Regions from separate parts of the Homo sapiens genome. Here region 2 is linked to region 1. The links are chromatin loops, found by intact Hi-C in ENCODE. Cell type or tissue: heart left ventricle. All regions are shown on one strand. Each heading gives the region's core, and the rest is flanking DNA. Links, peaks and the distances in the headings are about the cores only. Region 1 overlaps SEPTIN7 (septin 7). Region 2 overlaps SEPTIN7 (septin 7).

Region 1 (10,672 bases), core at 1,596-9,595:
AAATGTGTAATTGGTATACAGCATATTACTGAAGGTAGAATGGGCTTCGTTTGGTAATAAAGGAACCAGAAATAGTTTGAAGTAAAATTGGGAGATGATTCATGTAGATTTACTATATTGTTGTATCACTTTCTAGTGTGTAGTACTATGTTATTTAAAAGAGTAAGTAGGTAAAGGAGTGGTATGATTACTTTGGATATTTCTGCTTCAGCCACAGTTACCATGAATAAATGATCTGTCTTTATAAAGGAGATGGAAGTGAATTCAAGATATTGAGATGTTAGATTTGACTGGGTTGTCCTTTGGCTAGAAGATCACCAGATAAAATGTAAACCTCCTAAACTAGATGAGATGATACCATTAAACATTTTTTTTGGCCCAGCACTTTGGGAGGCTGAAATGGGAAGATCGCTTGAACCCAGGAGTGAGGCTGCAGTAAGCTATAATCTGCCATGCACTCCAGCCTGAGCAACAGAGTGAGACCCTGACTAAAAAAAAAAAAAAAAAAAAATGTTTTTCCTTTGGTTCTCATGATCTCACACTGATGAATCTGATTGTTTTCTCTGAGTTATTTTGCCTCTCTCATGTTATTAGGGTAACCTGATAATAGACATGTTATCTTAGTTGTGTGGTATGTGACAGTGATCTCCTAAATGATGTGCATCAATCATTGATACTGAGGATGATCAGAAAATATTACAACTGTTATTGATGTTTACTTTTTTAATCTACAGATTAATGATAATGCATATTAATACTTAATATTCAGATTGCCAATAGTATATATTTGGTGGATAAATATCTTTTGGATCTGCAAAATTTTCACTTGATAGTTTATATCAGGATCAAAGCAGTTTAAAGAACATTAAAAGATAAGAATTTGGCATCTCATTTCTCTAAAAGATAAGTCATGTGTGTCCACATCTCAGGCAATTTTTTTCAGTTTTAATAAGTTTTATTCCTCATAATAAAATTTTTTTAACAGAAAACTCTTGATTGCTGTAGACCTCTGCTGTGTATTCGGTAGTCACTAGCCATATGTGGCTATTTAAGTTAATTCAAATTAAATAAAATTAAATATCAGCTCCTCATTTGCAGTAGTCAGATTTCAAGGACTAAGTAGCCACATGGACAAGTGGAAGGTGGTGTTCAGTTGCTGCTCATAATAGTTGATACCCTAGGATTTGGAGATGCAGTGTGGATACACAACAATTCCATCATCTCAGAAAGTGTTATTGGATAGTGTGGCTACAGACTTTTCTTGCTCAGCAATCTTAGTCTCCGCATGTTAGTCTCTTCATGCATCAGGTAGCATCTATAAAACATGCCAAAAGGAAGTAGGCTATCTCTAAAAGTGTCCCAAACTTTTTGTCTTGTAAATTAGCTTATCAGCATACTTGGAGCCTCTAGCCTTAATAAGGACTTGTTATCCTTATTAAATGTGTTATCAGGAGAAAGCCTGTCTTTTTCTGGAGGAATTATTCCCTTTTCATTTGAATCCGTGTTTGCTTTATCTTGGGTTCCTGAAAACTGATATTTTGCATTTAACAGCAGCATATGCCCAGGATGAATGATAATACATCTTCTGATACAGAGCTTGAGATTACAGAATGTCTTAAATTGTTCCAGGAACTGTTGTTATCATTTAAGTCCAATAATCAGTTAGTAAGGTTTCACCCTACCAGAATACACTTTTTTTTAAAATAAAAACTGTCTGGACTTTTGCTGATTACATTGTCCAGAATGTGGAGTATCACATTTGAGAAAAGGATTGGATCCTAGCCATAACATAAATACAAGGGTAATACATCCATGCTGAGAAAGATTAAGGAATGATAGTAAGTTTATTTGAGTGAGTGGTTGGGGCCAAACTTGATAGAGAATAGTCCAGGAAGACATTTACTGTAAATGGTAGATTAGATGTTCTTCTCTGATTAATTACATTTGAACTCTGTGAATTATTAAATCACTCAAACTGCTTATTTGTATTATTAGATGCACATTTAAGTTATATAAGTATTACATGTCTTTAGTGGTGATCACTATTTTATCAGTTCCTCTGTCTGTCTTTATACCAAGTATGAGTCATAAACCCAGTATGAATTTGCCAAGAGATTGGCAGACTATTTGTATATATGCTTTTCTTTCAAATAATCTGGATTTCCAATGCCCGCTATCATCAATTCTAAAGGTAATGTGGTAGTAGGTAGATTTAGTTTGCTAACAGTTTCCCAGTTGGTTTTGATAAACTCGAACGTCCCTACCATCACCCCTTGTAGGAAATCACTGATGTAATGTATGATATTAACATCTGCACCAATTACTCTTACAGGTGGAACAATCCAAAGTTTTAATCAAAGAAGGTGGTGTTCAGTTGCTGCTCACAATAGTTGATACCCCAGGATTTGGAGATGCAGTGGATAATAGTAATTGGTAAGAAGGGTTTGTCCTCACAACTTTGCAGTGCATTTGGGGTACTGGGGTGGTTAAACTTTTTCTTCTTAACATTTTAAAACTTCTCATCTTAGCAAAGGTCACCAAACTTCAAGCAACATGACTTGGGTTTGTATACCAACTTTGCCACTTATCTGACAAAGTTGTTTAACTTCTTTGAACCCATTTACTTTTCTATAAAATGGAGATAATACCTATCATAAAATTGTTTTTAAGACATATTCTAAAATAACATAGGTAAATAGAAGAATTCTCATTATTGTAAGAAATTTAAAACTGTTCACTTTAATTTTATTCATTTGTATAAATTCTATCTCAATCCTAATTTAAACCTGATATTTAGACTTTCAGTTTTTCTGTAAGTCCTAAGTGAAGAAAACAACTATGAAATTTTAGTCTGAAGTAATTATCTTAGTATTTTATAAATAATACTTTTATTTTTGTTTGAATTCACATTGTTTTTGAGGTAATTTTCTGTCAACTCTTAAAACTCCCAAGTTCACCATGAAGTTTTTTTATTATTTAAAGTAATCTCTCATTTGAAATTTTAAACTGCATATAATTGTTTTCATATTATGAAGTGTGTTATTAATACACTTATTAGTGCAAATAATATGCTAATATTTAGCTGTGTTTCGACAGTAAATAGTTTATTTTCTTTCATTTGGAAAGTTTTGAATAATGAATATTTATTCAACATAATTTATATTTTTGAATATATAGAATAACTTGACATATCTTCTACTGGTAAATTCATTTTGCCCATTTGAAAATACTGATTATTGTCCTTTAACAGTCATCAGTTAATTCATATGTAGAATTGCAGCTTGTTTTGTTTATTTGCGTTCTATAGCTGGCAGCCTGTTATCGACTACATTGATAGTAAATTTGAGGACTACCTAAATGCAGAATCACGAGTGAACAGACGTCAGATGCCTGATAACAGGGTGCAGTGTTGTTTATACTTCATTGCTCCTTCAGGACATGGGTCAGTACCTTGATACTTCTGATTCCTTTTTTGTTGTTGTTGCTTACTGTTACCTTTATGTGCATACTTTAGTAATCTTTAAGTTTGTGAAGTACACACAACTATAGCCATTATGAAGTACTAAATTTCATGTAGAAATGTCTTAGTTGAAAAGCCATTTTAAGTCCTATATAAGCTAACAGTGATTTTACTCCTTAGTTCTTCATTCATAAGGATTTTCCCTGCTTCATGAAATAAACAGTGTTGCCACCATGGTTTGAGGTCTCAATGTGGCAAATTTAGCTTTCATGTTGACCACTCTGCTACTAATAGAAATACCAAATAAAGAGAAGCAGCCATACCAGTTAGACATATTCAAAATAAATCCAAAGATGCTATTTATTATAAGTTTCATAGAAATGATTATCAAAAACACTTGCATGCCAATGTTTTCTTGTGCCATTTCTTTCTACAATAAATCTATTTGGCTTCTGTTTCACCTTAGCTGTCATAGACGTGTTGTTCAGGTATCATATTGTCAGTACTAATCTTTTGTTTATTAGGACTTAAGACCTAAGAATCTAGACATTAATCTAATCTGATTGTTCTGTTTGTTATAGTTAGCCTGTACTCCCTTTTTTTGTTTTTTGTACTTCTGCTGTCATTTTGAGTACATATATGTGTTATTGACAACTGCAGAATTTTCCAGTTATTCTTCCTCAGTCTTTTCCTTTGGGTAAGTAACTCAGTATATATAATTCAGCCACCTGATGATTATAACTCCACCATCTCTCCACCAAAAGAACTGTAGTAGCATCAGGCTAAATAGCATTAAGTTATCTAACACTCACATTACAGTAGTGTAAACCAATTCCTTCAAGTATACCTTTCTCTTCTATTTTTGGCTTCTTGCTCTCTTTTACTTTTTTATAGATAGGTCAATGCCCATTATCACTCTAGATGGATAAGGGAGCCTTAATTATATACTTATATGTTTGCACTGCCAGATTGTAGTGGAGTAAAGATGTTTCTTCTTTTATGTCTAATATTCTTTTACAGTACTCTCAGTTTACATGTTTAAATCACTAAACTGACTCTGACTTAAAAGGCTCAAAAAAAGTAATCTCAAAAATACAACATATTATATAACCTTTTATGAGTATTTGTGTAGCTACTTGAATTTGTATTTTTAAGTCATTCTCGTTTAACTTGTCAGGGCTTTTTCCTTTAAGCCAGCAGAGTGAAATCTTAACCTGCATTTAAGTCAATAAAACTTGTCAGCTTATAACCAATTTTATTATTTTAGATCTTCTGGACTCTCTCCAAGTTTAGTAATTCTCATGAAGTCACATTCCTTCCATCCCCTTGGGGAAAATTTTATTTCCTAAAATTGCATGGGAAATGAGAGCTTTTTTAAAAGAACAAATTTTTATATTCAAATGATATGTAGTGGCTTTGTGCCATTTCTTATTTGTCACAAGGGGTAAGATGTTTAAAATTGCTATTTCTTATATATAAAAATGTACCTTTGAACAATTTCTCAGTTTATTTTTAGAAATGGAGCAAAGTTTTGCCCTTTGGTACATGATATTGTGGATTAAGTGAAGGAATATGACACAGAATTTTATGTATAGAGTTCCAGATATCCTGCTCACTACAGACTGAAATTCCATGCAGTCTAATAGATGAATCAGAGCGTTTCCGTCTTGTCTGGGTAGTCCCTGGGTTCCCTTTTTGGAGGGATTTGTTTTTAGATAATTATAAATTGGTCCAACAGTGTACTTTCAGTGCCTCCTACCTCCCTCTACCAAGTATGAACTGCATGCATGGCTAATGTATGATTTCAGCTATTATTGCTTCATTTGCATTGTTCAGTATTTTGTAATTGTTATTAAAATAAAAAACTGACTTGGAACATGAATTTTAAAATGGTGTTTTATCCTTCTAGTATTGATTACCACTTTTAGAAAAATTGGTGTCATCCAGTGAGTTTTATACAGAAGGATTTTTTCTCTTATACATACATACATACATACATACAAAAAAAATTTGTCATTTGCCCTGTGGTTGTTCATTATGCTGTAGACTTTGAGGTTAAATAGTCTTTTCTCTCTAGTATGGGTTTATCTTCTAGAAACGATAAAGGATTTTCTGTTGCTTAAAAACAAGATTTAAAAACTAAATTTGTTGATGAAAAGACCAGCCAATATAAAACTAAATGGACAGAGGAAAAAATTCAACCAGAATGTAATATACATGTGAACTAAATGTTTTCTGTTGCTGACATTTTGTAGGCTTCTGAAATTTAATGGGACTTTTACAAGGTTTACCTTTTTTCCTAAAGTTTAATTTTTAAACTGACTTAAATGTTCTTTGACCCTTTGGTTATATTTAAGAAGTTGACTTCCCTAATTTCCTTGTTATGTTTATTTTTAAATATCTTTCTTTCTAGAAGTTGGGATATTATAATAAATACTCAGCAAGTATTGTTTTGCATTTAAATATAAAATCTTGTTATTTGGATTTTAATAGTTTATATTAAATGCCCTTAAGATTTATTAAAATTTTGGATTAACTGAACTCTGCTTTTTTGTCACTGGATTGATAAGCAGGCTTATATCTGACATAACAGCTTAATAAGGTAGTGGCAGTTTAAATTTGTCATGAATATGAATTGAAAAACCATAACAATTTAGAAATCTGAGATTGAATATTTCATGGCATTTATATTTAGTGTTTTATATAATGATTAATGAAAAGAAGCAAAACTTAAAATTTTTTTTCAAAAATGGATAGGTTCAGGCCAGATGCAATGGCTTACGCCTGTAATCCCAGCACTTTGGGGACCAAGGCAGGAGGACCATTGCTTGAGGCCACAGACTAGGCAACATAGTGAGATCCCATCTCTACAAAAAATTAAAAAGTTAGTTGAGGCTGGGCGCAGTGGCTCACACCTGTAATTCTAGCACTTTGAGAGGCTGAGGCAGGTGGATCACCTGAGGTCAGGAGTTCAAGACCAGCCTGGCCAACATGGTGAAACCTCGTCTCTACTAAAAATACAAAAATTAGCCAGGCTTGGTGGTGGATGCCTGTAATCCCAGCTACTCAGGAGGCTGAGGCAGGAGAATTGCTTGAACCCGGGAGGCGGAGATTGCAGTGAGCCAAGATTGTGCCACTGCACTCCAGACTGAGCAATAAGAGTGAAACTAAAAAAAGAAAAAAAAATTAGCTGGGCCTGGGGGTGCACTCTGTAGTCCTAGCTACCCAGGAGTCAAAGTGGAAGAATTGGAGGCTATGGTGAGCTATGACTACACCACTGCACTCCAGCCTGGGTGACAGAGCAAGACCCTGTCAAAAAAATAAATAAATAAAAATGGATAGGTTCTTTTAGTTAACACTAGTGAGGCAAGAACACAGTTTACAGATAATATAAACAGGGTTATTCCATCTACACACACTTTTTTCGTTGTGCTCCCTATTCTCTGAATGCCAGTGTCAATTTTCAGGGGATTTAAGACAAGGAGAATTAGAATAGGAGGCAGCTATCTTAATTCTCCATGTTTGCTTTCTCCCCCTCACTGTCTCTGTCTTTCTGCCTGTCAGCCTTACTACTACAGTAAAGTATATACAGTAATCTTTGTTAGTAAAAAGGACTGGACTATCTTATTAGTCTTAGGGCCCTAATCCCCCCAGTTTTAATATATATGTTTCTCTTTCTTTATTTTAAAATGTCAGTCAATTCAATTATTAGTATGTCAATAAAATTATTAACAGAATGAGACCTTTATTTCATTTTTCTCATGTTTTTATAAAAGTTAAAGAATACCACTTTAGAATGGTAGTCCTTTGCAAAATATTTCTAGTATCTTCATTTATTCTTGTGAAACATTCAATTTTAGTCCACAATATATTCCAGATTTGAGGACTTCGGTTCTCATTTAGAATTACTAAAGGACATAACGAAAATCACAGCAGCTTACTTTTTTTGTCAACAAATATTTGGGCACCTTCTTGAGTGTTAGATACCACGCTGGGTGCTGAGGATACAGATAAATTGAGATAAGGCCCTCGCTGTAGAGGGTATTTCAGTGAGAAGATGGGAGAAACAAATACAGATGCTCCTCAACTTGGGACAGGGTTACCTGTTGAAGTTGAAGATACGTTTAATAGCGTAGCCTACATTTGGGCAAAATCATCTAACATAAAACCTATTTTGTAATAATGTGTTGAATATCTCATGTAATTTATTGAATACTGTACTGAAAGTAAAAAGCAGAATGGTTGTATGGTTTCTATTCTATGCGTATTGCTTGCACACTATCAGAAAGTTGAAAAATTGTTAAGTGGAACCATAGTTAGTGAGGACCCATCTGTATGCAGGCAGGCAGTTATGGTACAGCACACTAAGTGTTGTCAGCACATAGAAATATGCCTAGTCTCAAGGTTAGAGAAGGATTCCCAGTGGAAATTGGATCATAAGCCAGTGTCCTAAAGGATGAATAGGAATTAGCCAGGCCAAGGAGAAGGAGGATGAGAATGGAGGAGGGTGTTCCAGCTAAGGTAGTAGCCTGTGGCCAGATGTCAAAGTATGATGCTTTCAAGGAATTGTAAGAAATTCAGAAAGGCTGGCACATTGGAAGTAGGAGGCGAAAGAAAGGCCAGGAATGCTAAGAGATGAGGTTAGCTTGAGAATCTATGTCTTCACAAGCTTTGTGGGCCATTCTAGTTAAGGCATCTGGCCTTTAGTAAGATTTTTGGTCAGGTCATAACTCCATAAGATTTGGATTTAGAAAGACCACTCTGACTTCAGTATGGATGATTCATGTTATAGTTATTCATTCCAAAGGACTTGGTGGCCTAGACTAAAGTAATGGAAATGGAGATATACATACATCATGCATACACACATCTATACACATACTATATATAGGAATAGGATTAGAGGAGGGGAGGAATCCTAGGTTTCACACTTGAGTAATGGGGAAGATTGTAATGCCATTCACTGAGATAGGAAGCGTAGAAGAGGGAAAATGGGGGTTCAGATGAGCTTTTGATTTTAAGGAGCCCATGGAACACCCAGGTAGCATATCCACTGGGTAAACACAAACCTGGAACTTAACAGTGAGATATGAGCTGTCTATGAAGATTTGGAAGTCAGTTGACCAATTGAAGATAATTGAAATCTATTGTAGTCATAATAATTGTACTGAATGTAGAGTAAGAAGAGAAAGCCTGGTAGGGAATTCTAAAGAATGTACTTCTTAAGGGACTAGCTTACTAAGAGGATCCTGAAAAGTATCCTAAGGAAGAAGAGCTTGTGAGAGAATAAGTAATGGTAAGCACCATGATAGAAGTATTTAGTCACCTTCTTGAAAGTACAGAGGCAAACTGGAGGCAGCAGCCAGATTGTAATGAATAAAAGGGATGTTGAAGATTATCTTGTGAGCATCTTGTCAGAGAAAGATAGTTGGTAGCAAGAACTGAATGTGGAGTTGGAAGAGGACTACCATTTTTCATTTTTAAAAAATCCTCCAGCCTGGGCAACCTGGCGAGACATTGTGTCTACAAAAAATACAAAAATTAGGCAGGCATGGTGGTGTGCACCTGTAGTCCCAGCTACTCAGGAGGCTGAGATGGGAGGATCTGAGCCTGGGAGGTGGGTTGCAGTGAGCTGAGATTACACCACTGCACTCCACCCAGGGCAACAGAGTGAGACCCTGTCTTAAAAAATTAAATAAAAAAAAAAAAATTAAAAACCTTGTAAATTTTGAGTAATAAATATAGAGATAATTCTAGGAAATTCTATTAGGAGCCTTTCTGGTTTTTCCAATTCCTCTTTAGGGCCAAAACCCTGTGACCAGGGTTCAAGGGCAGGAGTCAAAGCCTTAGCCACTCCAATGCTTCTTGAAGTCCTGTTCTACCTAACTTTTGCTGGCCTAATACATCTTCAGAGTGTTTCTGATAAGTAAGTAAAGTAGTTACATTGTATTTAACTAGCATTGGGGATGTGAAGAATCTTGTTCTCCCAAACTGATCAATTCAGTCAAATTAAATACTGTGTATTTCAGACTTAAACCATTGGATATTGAGTTTATGAAGCGTTTGCATGAAAAAGTGAATATCATCCCACTTATTGCCAAAGCAGACACACTCACACCAGAGGAATGCCAACAGTTTAAAAAACAGGTGAGCAGGATGTGTTAACCCAGGTTTCTTATACCGTTCTCATAATTTGCAGTTTTTACTATTTTTAGTATAATGTGTTGCAATCCATTCCTCTTACTGCTTTACTATATTGTCATTTATACTGTATTAGAAATAACTCTTCAATCTTCTGCCTTTGTCAGTTTTTAAATATGGCTGTTTTAAGTGTTCTGTAATAACACCCCCACACAGACAATTTCTCCCCATACTCTTTAGAATTATTTTCTTTTTTCTTTTCTCTTTTCTTTTCTTTTTTTTTCTTTTCTTTTTTTTTTTTTTTTTTTTGAATTATTTTCTTAGAATGAATTCCCAGGAAGTGGATTATTCTTTCAAAGGCTATGATTGTTTTTATGGGTCTTTATCTCCCCACTCCCCATTTTGTCATGGTGCTTTCCCAATAAAACAAATTTGTACATCTGTTTCACTGTGACTTTGCCAGCATTGTTATTTTTATTTTGAAAACTTTTTTGGAATGAAGTGGTAACCAATCATTTCTTTGTCTTTTCCTTTTATTTTCCCGAAAGGCTGAACATTTTAAAAACAAAGTCATTTTTTTCCCCCTTTTTGTAAACATCTGCTCAAATCCTTTGTCTTTTTGACCAGTAGTACTTGGTATTACCCGTATTTATTGATATGGGTTCTTTTTATTCTGGATATTTAGTTCTCTCTCATTTTCACAATATTTTTTCTGTTTTCTCTTTTGCTGCTTATTTTTGTTTTCAGTGCACTAATTTTGTTTTCAGTGCACTTTACGGGATATTTATAGTTTAAGTTATTGTTCAAACCTATGACCCTAAGATTAAGAGTCTCATGCTGTATGACTGAGCTAGCTGGAAGGCCACTAAACTGTTTTTCTAGACTCACGTCTAGTTGTCTCAATAATATTGAGTTACACAGTCACACATATTTCTAATTTAATTGTGTTTGGTTCGTTATATATTACATTTTATGAAATGTAAGGTCAATTCTGGAACCTTTCTCTATTCCAGTAGTCCAAAGGCCAGTAGTATATTGTTTAAACCACAGCAGCTTTATATAATATTTAAA
Region 2 (10,672 bases), core at 1,298-9,297, 52 kb before region 1:
TTTATGTATTTCATTTATTTCTGCTTAAATAATCATTTCCTTATTTTGTTTTCCCTGTTTTGGGTTTAGTTTATTCTTTTTCTAGTTTCTTGAGATGGAAGGTTATGATGTGAGATCTTTCTTTTTAATATAGGCATTTACAGCTGTAAATTTCCTTCTAAGCACTGATTTAGCTGCATTCAATACATTTTGGTATGTTGTGTTTTTAGTTTCATTCATCTCAAAGTATTTTCCAGTATCCCTTGTGATTTAGTTTTTGACCCATTGATTATTAAAGAATGTACTGTTTAATTTTCACAAGTGTGTGAATTTTCCAGATTTTTCTCTGCAGTTGATTTCTAACTTCATTCTCTAGTGGATGAAGAATATACTTTGTATGATTTTCAGCCCATTTAAATTGAGACGTGTTTTGTGATCTAACATATGGTCTCTTCTGGAGAATATTCCATGTGCACTTGAGAAGATTGTGTTTTGCTGTTTTTGGGTGGAATGTTGTACAGCTATGTGTTAGGTCTAGTTGGTTTATAGTGTTGTTGAGTCTTCTGCTTCTTTATCATCTGTCTAGTTGTTTTACCCGTTATTGAAAGTAGGGTGTTGAAGGTCAGGTATTACTGTTCAGTTGTTTTTTTTACCTTTCATTTTCTTAGCTTTGTGCAATTTGGGGACTCTTTTATTAGGGACATACGTGCTTAAAATTGTTCTATCTTCTCAATGGATTGGTCCTTCAGTCAGTATAAAATATCCTTCTTTGTGGTAACAATATGTCTTTTAAGTCTGTGTTTTCTGATATTAGTGTAGCTACTTCAGCTCTCTCTTGTTTTCTGTCCTTTTTTTTCAATCTGTTTGTGTTTGTGATTCTGAAACATGTCTCATGTGGGCACCACATAGTTGGATCTTACTTTTAAAAATCCACATAGCCATTCTTTACCTTTTGATTGGAGTCCTATTATACCTGAAACAGCAAAATACATTAGTTACATTTAATCTAAGTAGTGATATGATTTACACCTGTAATTTTGCTGTTTTCTACATCTTGTCTTTTTTTTTTTTTTGAGACAGGGTCTCACTCTCACTCAGGCTGGAGTGCAGTGGCACCATCATAGCTCACTTGGTTGACAGTCTTTTTCTTTCAACATTCGAAATATGTTATCCTTTTGCTTTCGGGCCTCCATGGTTTCTGATAGGATGTCAGCTATTCTTATTTACAGTCTCTTATACATATAGTTGCTTCTCATAAGCTGCTTTCAAGATTCTCTGTTTTTGGTTTTTAACAGTTTGGTTATGTGTGGGTCTCTTTGATTTTATCTTATTCAGTTTGTTGAGCTTTGATGTTGATACTAATGTTTTTCTTCAAATTTGGGAAGTTTTCAGTTCTGTTTCTTCAAATATACATTCTGCCCCTTCCTTCCTAAACCCACCCCTTTTCTCCTTCCCTCCCTTACTTCATGTTTGATTTTGTTCTGTAGGTCTCTGGCTCTGTTCATTTTTCTTTCTTTACTTAAATTGGTTAATGTTATTTAACCCATTTTCAGGTTTGGTGATTCTTTTTTCTGCAAGCTGCAATCCTTCGTTGAGCTTCTCTAGTGAATACTTTTATTTATTATATTTTTTAACTCCAGAATTTTTAAAAAATTATCTTTTTTGATATTATCTATTTGATGAACATTGTTTTCATACTTGACAGTTTATTAGACTTTTCTTTAGTTCTTTGAACATATCTAAAATAGCAGGTTTAAAGTATTTGTTTAATGTCTGGGCTTTCTCAGGGACTGTTGCTTTTTTCCCCTGTACATGGGCCATGCAGTTTTGAGTTTTTTTTGCAAGGCTCATACTTTTCTCTTGAATACTAGACATTTTAAATATTTCAAATAATACAGTGTGGCAGCTCTGGAAATCAGATTCTCCCTTCTCTGCAGGGTTTATTGTTGTTGCTTTTTGTTATTTGCTTAGTTCCTTTTCGAACTAATTCTGTGAAGTTAATTTTTGCCATATGTTGTCACTGAAATCTCTGCTTGGTTATCTTAGTGGTCACTTGTGAGTGGGCCTTTAGGGACTACCAGACACATCAAATAATGACAGCAGTTTGAGAGTGAGGCTTTGAAAGCATTCCATGATTGTTCTGTTTTTTTCCAGTTGCCACTAGGCTGCTGGTTTTTACTGTGATTGTGTGCTGATGGTTTTCAAGGCTACTGTAGAGGTAGAGAGATGACAATGGGCAAGTTAAAATGCAAGAGCTGCTGTTTTTACCAAGGCTCAGCCCCTTGTCTTGAATCAGCATTACCTGGATTCCTGCAAGCTTTTAGTTAATTTCCAGAATTTTAAGTTAAGTTGATTTGAACAGTTTGTGTCAGTTTTCTCCTTGCTTTTAATGAAGCAGAATTTTCTGAAGTATTTACTCCACCAATTTCTTTGATGTTCTCCTGTGACAAGTGTTTAAGAATGTTTTTCTAGTCAATATATCATTATCTGTCCATGCATATTTTTCTAAAACCTTACTTTTAATGGCTGCCTGGTATTTTAATACATGGAGGTACTGTAATACAATTTTAGTTTCACTTGTCTTTAGAACTCATCAAAAATTGTTACAATTTTTTACTATTATGAGCAGTGCTTTGTTGAATATTCTTTTATCTTAATCATGTATGATTCTCAAGACTATCCATTTCTGGAAGTGGAATTTGTTGAATTTAAGACAATAAAAACTTCAGTTTTTGGTCCACATGGTTAAATTGCCCTTTAAGTAAGTGGTTTAAGTTTATATTCCAAAAGTCATGTAGGAGAGTGTCTCTTTTTCCACATCATCACCCAGTACTGGGCACTAGTACTCACTTTATTATTTTTATTTTTATTTTGAAATGGAGTCTCACTCTGTCATACAGGCTGGAGTGCAGTGGCACGATCTTAGCTCACTGCAACATCCACCTCCGGGGTTCAGATGATTCTCCTGCCTCAGCCTCCTGAGTAGCTGCGATTACAGGTGCATGCCTGGCTAATTTTTGTGTTTTTAGTAGAGACGGGGTTTCACTATGTTGGCAAGGCTGGTCTCGAACTCCTGACCGACCTCAGATGATCCACCCGCCTTGGCCTCCCAAAGTGCTGGGATTACAGGCGTGAGCCACCACACCTGGCCTCATTTTATTTTTTTAACTTTTGGAGACAGAGTCTCGCTCTGTCGCCCAGGCTGGAGTGCTGTAGCACCATCCTGGCTCACTGCATCCTCTGCCTCCCAGGTTCAAGCAATTCTCGTGCCTCAGCTTCCTGAGGAGCTGGGACTACCTGGCTAATTTTTTGTATTTTAGTAGAGACAGGATTTCACCATGTTGCCCAGGGTGGTCTTGAACTCCTGAGCTCAGGCAGTCCACCCGCCTCGGACTCCCAAAGTGCTAGGATTACAGGAGTGAGCCACCACACTCAGCCTAATACTTATTTTATTTTTTTCTTTTTTTAAGAGATGAGGTTCTATCTAGAGGTGATGGGAGACAGTGACAGATCATCAGGCATTAGATTCTCATAAGGACTGCGCAACCTAGATCCCTTGAATGAACAGTTCACAATAGGGTTCACTCTCCAATGAGAATCTAATGCTGCCGCTGATCTGACAGGTGCCAGAGCTCAGGCGGTAATACGAGAGGCTGGAGATACAGATAAAGCTTCAGTTGCTTGCCCGCCACTTACCTCCTCTTGTGCGGCCCAGTTCCTAACAGGCCACAGACCGCTACCAGTCCATGGCCTGGAAGTTGGGGACCCCTCTACTGGGATATTTATAATTGCATATGTGGTTACCTAATATTTCCATGATACAACACTGGTCTAGATTCTAGGCCATTCTCCTTCAAAAAGAACCCTGCTTCCTTACAGTTTTACTGTTTAGCAGCAATGTTTTCTACCCCTTCTTAAAATTTTCAGCTACCACACCCCTGTTTTGTTCTAATATTAAAGATGACATCTAACACTCAATTTTTCTTTCTGCTCCAAGCTCCATCATCATTCTGGGACATTTTTGGCCCATGTGTAAGACACTTTCAGTAAGTTAGCTTCAGTTTCTTGACTGTGCTTGAGCCATCCTTTTTTTTCTCTCTCTGTCTCATCTGAGAGCCATCCTTTTAATAGCCCTATGGAGGAATGGGTGGGAAGAAAAAATATTTAAAAGTAAAATATTAAAAAAAGAAATAATAACCCTGTGGGGCTATCATCTGCAACTTATGTTCCACTTCTAAAATCTTAATTGTATAGTCCATTTTAACCATAACTTACATGTATTTATTTATTTTTTCGAGACAGAGTTTCGCTCTTGTTGCCCAGGCTGGAGTACAATAGCGTGATCTTGGCTCACTGCAATCTCCACCTCCCAGGTTCAAGGGATTCTCCTGCTTCAGCCTCCCAAGTAGCTGGGATTTCAGGCATGCATCACCACGCCTGGCTAATTTTGTATTTTTAGTAGAGATGGGGTTTCTCTATGTTGGTCAGGCTGATCTTGAACTCCTGACCTCAGGTGATCTGCCCGCCTCAGCCTCCCAAAGTACTGGGATTACAGGCATGAGCCACCGTGCCCAGCAACTTATTTTTTTACTGTCTTCTTTACTTCCTGCCTTCCATCCTTGATCCTCTCCATTTTCATTCACTGAATTACTTCATCTGTATTTGTCATCTCTCTTGGTCTTGTACTTTTGTGTACCCTTCCTGCAAAGCAAGTTTCAAATGACTCCTACAGCCAATTTTATTGTACTCAAGTTATGGATTGCTACTGGAGGAAAAGATCACATGGCTTCAGGGATACAGTCAAAGATTTATGGTCTTCAGCCTTAACCAGGTGGACAAAATTGCTTGGATGGCTGTTACGTATTCCTAGTCTCTCTCTCTATTCTTATGGTTGCTGTTTCACATCTTTACTTCTTAAAATCCCCTACTTCTCTTCTCTTTTTTTTTGGGATTTTCAAGTTGTTTTATATCTGGTACTTAGGGAAAATCCTGTCCTTCATTCCATAAATGTTATCTGTGTCCTTACTTAACTTTGTCTGCTACTTGGTGTTTTCTATTAGCATTCACACAAATAGAACCATCTGCCTTTTTTTTTTTTTAAGTGCTTAAAACTCTTGACCTTGTATTTTCTGGCTGCTATCCTGTTGTTCTTCTCTTCAAAGATAAGCATTAAAAAAAATTGCTTATACTCACCTCCTGTAGTTTTTTTTTCTGCTTATTTATTTCCAGTCTGCCTTCTTCCCCTATCTTTCCATTGATACAGCTTTGAGAGTGGTTTCCAATGACAATAAGTAGATTTTTCTGTATCCTTAGATTGACCAATCCAGAGCATTTGGTATAGTTAACCACTTCTTGAGGGGGCTGCTACAGTTGACCTCCTTTGAAATGCTTCTGGGAACTCTTTGATTCTTCTTTTCTCTCAGCTTTTCCTAGGTTTGTTTAGGTGATTATGATGGGATGTTGGTGTTGCTTCTTGGCCTGCTTCCTACTCTGTATGCTGTATTTGGATTCATATCCATGGCCTTGATACCATTTAAATGTTGATTACTTAAGATATTCATTATCTGTCTAACCTAGATGTTTCTAGCATTTCTAACCTTTATATATACAACTGCCTACTAGACATTGTCTTCCCAAAGTCCACCTTAACTCAGATGATTTCTACTTTTAACAGTTGGTACTCACCATTCATCTTAATTGCTCAAGCCCAAATTAAGAAATCTGAATTTTATCACCCTTCTACAAGTTAGTTACAGAGATCTGTCATTTCATGTCTTTAATATCTAACCTAGCATTGTCCAATAGCAATTTGATGCAAGCCACATATGTAATTAAGCTTTCATAATAACCACATTTAAAAAGTAAACAGGTGAAACTAACTTTAGTTTTATATTTTATGTAATTGGGATATCTAAAATTTTATTTCAACATGCAATCAGTATAAAATTATTAATAAGATATTTTTGATTCTTATACTAAGTCTTTAAAATATGATATTTTACACTTACAGCACATCTTAATTCAGACTAGCTACATTTCGAGTACTCAGTAGCCACATGTAGCTAGTGGCTACCTTAATGGCTAGTAGAGTTCTAACCTATATTTCTCTTTATCCTTACTACCTCTATCTTGGTTCAAGCCTTTATTTTTCCCCTGAGCAGCTGGAGCAGCTCTTGGGGATTACTACCATTTTCTCCTCCAGTTCATCATCAATATTCTTGTCAGTAGTAATTTTCTAAAGTATGAATGTGACTCTGCATGTGAATTCATGTGATTGTGCATTCCTCTTTGTATCTTTAGTGTTCTTCCTAAGCTTTCAAGATGAAGTCTAAGTTCCTAAGTATGGCCAACAAAGTCCTTCCTCATCTGACTTTTGCTTAACTTTCCTAAGCTATAGTTCCTTGATCCTAAAAATGAGTTGTATTGAACTGTTTGTAGTTCCTATAAGGAACCATACGCTCTTCTTGCTTTTGGGCCTTTGCAGTTAATAACTCAACTGACTGAGACCCATATTCTCCAGCTCCCACCCTCATCTGTCATCAAATTAAGGTCTACTAGTCAGTCCTTCAGTATCTAAAGGATCTGATCCCAGGATAGGATGAAACACCCTTCCTTGTTTGCTCTTATATATCCTTCTGTGCTTTCCTGTATCAGGGCATTTATCACTGAATTATTTTAATTGTCCTCTAGCTTATCTCACCTCCCTATTAGATTCTTAGCTTCTTGAGCAGGGATCTTGTTTTTATTAGCTTTTATATTCCTGTTTACTAGAACACACATATATGCTTGGCATATTGTAAGTATGTTGAATGAATGAGTGAAGGAATGAGGTAAGTCTAGGAAGTTAAGATCTGAACTCTAAGTTCAGAGCAAAGAAAAATTGATTTAAATTTTAAGTTATCTCATTCTTGTATGTATTTATAGAGTTAAATATTAGAATCTTTTTAACAGATTAACTGAGAATCCAGAATAGGATTAAGAAAATAAAAGTTGGTTCTGTCAGTACCCAGTTGTTCATATCAGTAAAAAGAGGAGAGCTGGGGGCATGCTAAATAGGTTATGAACCTTTAAAATAGTTGAGGGATGAGGAACATAAAAACTGATATTTAGGACATGCCTATGTAATCTTGTAATATTTTAGTTTTCATATTATATTAAATCTAGAATCTAGGCATTTTTAGACCAGTTATACTTAAAATATTTAAAACATTTAAATGGCAAATGAATTTCTTTAACTTTTCCCTTAGGCTGTATGAGAGATGGTAGGAATTTGACTAAGCAAGTACCAGACACATATCTGTGTATGATATAAGGCTTTTGTTAGGAATACTAAGGAGTTGAGAAGTAAACTTCTGCATTAATATCTTTTCCTTTTGTAGTCTGTGGTTGTTTTTCATATTTAGAATTACTTACACTTTAGGAGAAACATACTTCGTCAGTGTGTAAAACAATATGCTATATATATGTATATTTATATATATATATATTTTTTAAAATCCAAAGGGAGGCAGATTGGAGTTATTTAGAAAAGATCAATGGCTATTTTTGAAATACAAAGTTACTAATGTAAACCTTGGATTTTTGTAGCTTGATGTTTAAACTGCAAATAGAATTTGGGTGTGTTAAGGTAATTTGAGGTGCGCATTATAATCCCTAGTCATTTTAGTTTTTTATTAAACATCTCATTTTGTAATGATATTGGGAAGTTGAAGGTTTGTAGTTCCTTCTAGGGTTGTTTTTCTCAAATTCTGATTTTTATTAGGCATCCATTCTGTTACAAACTCCCCTTGATCAATTTTTTGTTACTAAAAAGCATATTTAATAGTTTTCAAAATAAGTTGCTGCTTTTTCCTATTGGAAAATTTTTATCTACTGGAAAATTTGTTGAAAATTAGTATTCAGAGTTTTAAAAATGGTAATGGCATTTTAGATAGCAAGATTTGGGTAACTTTGGAATAGGAACAAATGGCAAGAGAACGTAAAGAATTCTTAAAGAATTTCAGTAATCTATCTATTAGAACTTGTTTGAAGCGTGCTGTTACTTGAATATATTTGTGCTGAACTAATGTAACCTTAGAAGGAAGGTTAGAACTAAGTTACCGGATATTGTATTTAAGTTGATTTTTCCATCAAACAGTGGAGTTACCGTAGTTTGATTTTTCTTAACTATGCTTTTAACATACAGATTTAACATCTAAAAGATTTTGTAAAGCATATCTAGCAGATACGCTTTTAGAAAAGATTATTTGATAAATGTTTCTTCTTAAATGACTAATGTTTGAAATCAAGGAATACTTTAAAGACCTAGGGGTATTTTTGTAGAAGCTTGGGTGAATATGCTTTTATTTATACATACTTATAAATGCCACAATTGTATCACTCACATCTATAAATAATGTTCCTTATCCCGAGATATTTCACACTGGCACTGTGAACATTTGTGCAGGAAAAGAATCAGTGGGTGGTTAAGTCTTTTGAATTACAGACTATGGTTGATTTTAGAATTTAGGGTATGGAAAAATTCTTATGAGATATGACAAGTCTATATGTTTTAATCGACCAGTATTAAATTTTTTATTTTTTTTGAGACAGAGTCTTGCTCTGTCATCCAGGTTGGAGTGCAGTGGCGCGATCTCCACTCACTGCAACCTTTGCCTCCCAGGTTCAAGTGATTCTCCTGCCTCAGCCTCCAGAGTAGCTGGGACTACAGGTGTGCGCCACTATGCCCAGCTAATTTATGTATTTTTAGTAGAGACAGGGTTTCACCATGTTGGCCAGGCAGGTCTCGAACTCCTGACTTCAAGAGACCTGCCTGCCTCGGTCTCCCAAAATGCTAGGATTACAGGCTGGAGCCATTATGCCTGGCCAAATTATTAGTATATTTTCTAAATAGTATTTGTGCTAGGTAGCTTCAGAGCCATATTTTTGTATCTGATAGGACACTTCTATACGAATTTTGGGATGATATGTTTTTAGCCAAACCCATGTTTTATCTTTGTACAGAGTTTCTTCCTCAGAAGATGTTTTCCTGAAAGAGTAGTCATTCAGATTTTTAAAATATCTACTGTGTGTCAGCACTTTGCTAAGAACATAGAGATGAATATGACATGGTTCTCTCCCTCTGGGAAATCAGTCATATGGGGGAACTGACAAAATGTTTAAAATAATTTTATTTTAAAAAATATTTATTATAATAATTACATGCAAATAATTGTCTACTGTAAATCATCCTAGTTACTCTTCTTTGTCACCATGTTACTGAGACTGCTCTTATTTTTTAAGTTACCAGTGACCTTATTTCCAAATTTTATCAGTATGTCTGTTTCTGTAATGGTATCTTTCTCTGTAGCATTCAGCATAGTTAAGTGAATCCTCCATCCCTGAGATGATCTTGGTTTTCTTCCTGTCTCCACTGACTGATCTTTCTCTGCTCCAGGGCTTTGCCTCGACCCCCTTCTTCTTTTTTTTGAGACTGGAGTTTCTCTCTTGTTGCCCAGGCTGGAGTGCAGTGGCACGATCTCAGCTCACTGCAACCTCTGCCTCCCAGGTTCAAGCGATTCTTGTGCCTCAGCATCCCAAGTAGCTGGGACTGCTACAGGCACATGCCACCAAGTCCGGCCCATTTTTGTATTTTTAGTAGAGATGGGGTTTCACCATGTTGGCCAAGATGTTCTCGATCTCCTGACCTTGTGATCCACCCGCCTTGGTCTCCCAAAGTGCTAGGATTACAGGCATGAGCCACCGTGCCCTGCCGACCTCCTGTTTATCTATAGTCTGTCTTTGGGAATCCAATCCTGTTTCAATAGTATCTGCATGGCGATGATTCCTAAATCTATATTTTCAGCACCAACCAACCATGAAATTTCTCACTCTGTTGTCCAGGCTGGAGTGTAGTGGCATGATCACAGCTCACTGAAGCCTCAACCTCCTGGGCTAAAGCAATCCTCTCGCCTTGGCCTCCCAAAGTTTGGAATTACAAGCATGAACCGCTCTGGATGGCTGAGAGCTATCTTTAAAACAGTAATCAGGTCACTTGCCTATGAAAAACTCTCTAGTGTCTTCCTATCATGCCTAAAATAACATCCATATACTTCCTACTTTGGCTGAGTCCCAAATGATCAGGCCCCTGCTTGCCTCCCTGACCTCATTTCCTATCACTCATCCCCTTGTCCACTACTTCACTTCATTATAGTTCATGGACCTTCTTTTTTTTTTTTTTTTTTTTTTTTGGAGACGGAGTCTCGCTCTGTCATCCAGGCAGGAGTGCAATGGCACGATCTCGGCTCACTGCAGCTTCCACCCCCTAGGCAGGTTCAGGCCATTCTCCTGCCTCAGCCTCCCGAATGGCTGGGATTACAGGCACACATTGTCAGTCCCGGCTAATTTTTTGTATTTTTTAGTAGAGACGGGGTTTCACCATGTTGCCCAGGCTGGTCTCAAACTCCTGACCTCAGGCAATCCACCTGTCTCGGCTTTCTTTTTACTCTTGGAAATACCAAGTTCATCCCCACTTTAGGGCCTACCCCTTTGCCTGGAATGGTTTCCCGCTTTCCACAATTTTAAAATAATACTGTGTGCCAAAGACTGTTCTTGTTGCTAAGGATAAAGCAGTGAATAAGAGACAAGGGCAGACCCTGAGTCATTTTTGTTATACCTCTTATCTGATGAGTTCCTTCAAGGTGCAGTCTAAAAT

What was found. A loop is a pair of places that touch in the nucleus more often than their neighbours do. Peaks named below come from ENCODE experiments on the same cell type or tissue, not always from the same donor. Only the 100,000 strongest peaks of a DNase experiment are listed, where the experiment ranks them.
Region 2: it touches region 1 in a loop (1.9-fold over the local background); 8 of 110 quality-filtered maps call a loop at or near these places.

The regions. Positions count from the first base shown.
Region 1 is chr7:35,870,334-35,881,005 of GRCh38, forward strand. It overlaps SEPTIN7 (septin 7), which reads left to right. Exons shown (of 14, transcript NM_001788.6): 5 at 2,333-2,433; 6 at 3,308-3,442; 7 at 9,490-9,607. Among named protein-coding and RNA genes, the nearest start is that of SEPTIN7, 75 kb to the left of the region's middle. In heart left ventricle, for the core only: no CTCF peak of the experiment used is centred there; no DNase peak of the experiment used is centred there; H3K27ac peaks cover 2,728 bases.
Region 2 is chr7:35,818,945-35,829,616 of GRCh38, forward strand. All of the region lies in intron 1 of SEPTIN7 (septin 7), which reads left to right. Among named protein-coding and RNA genes, the nearest start is that of SEPTIN7, 23 kb to the left of the region's middle. In heart left ventricle, for the core only: no CTCF peak of the experiment used is centred there; no DNase peak of the experiment used is centred there; H3K27ac peaks cover 1,064 bases.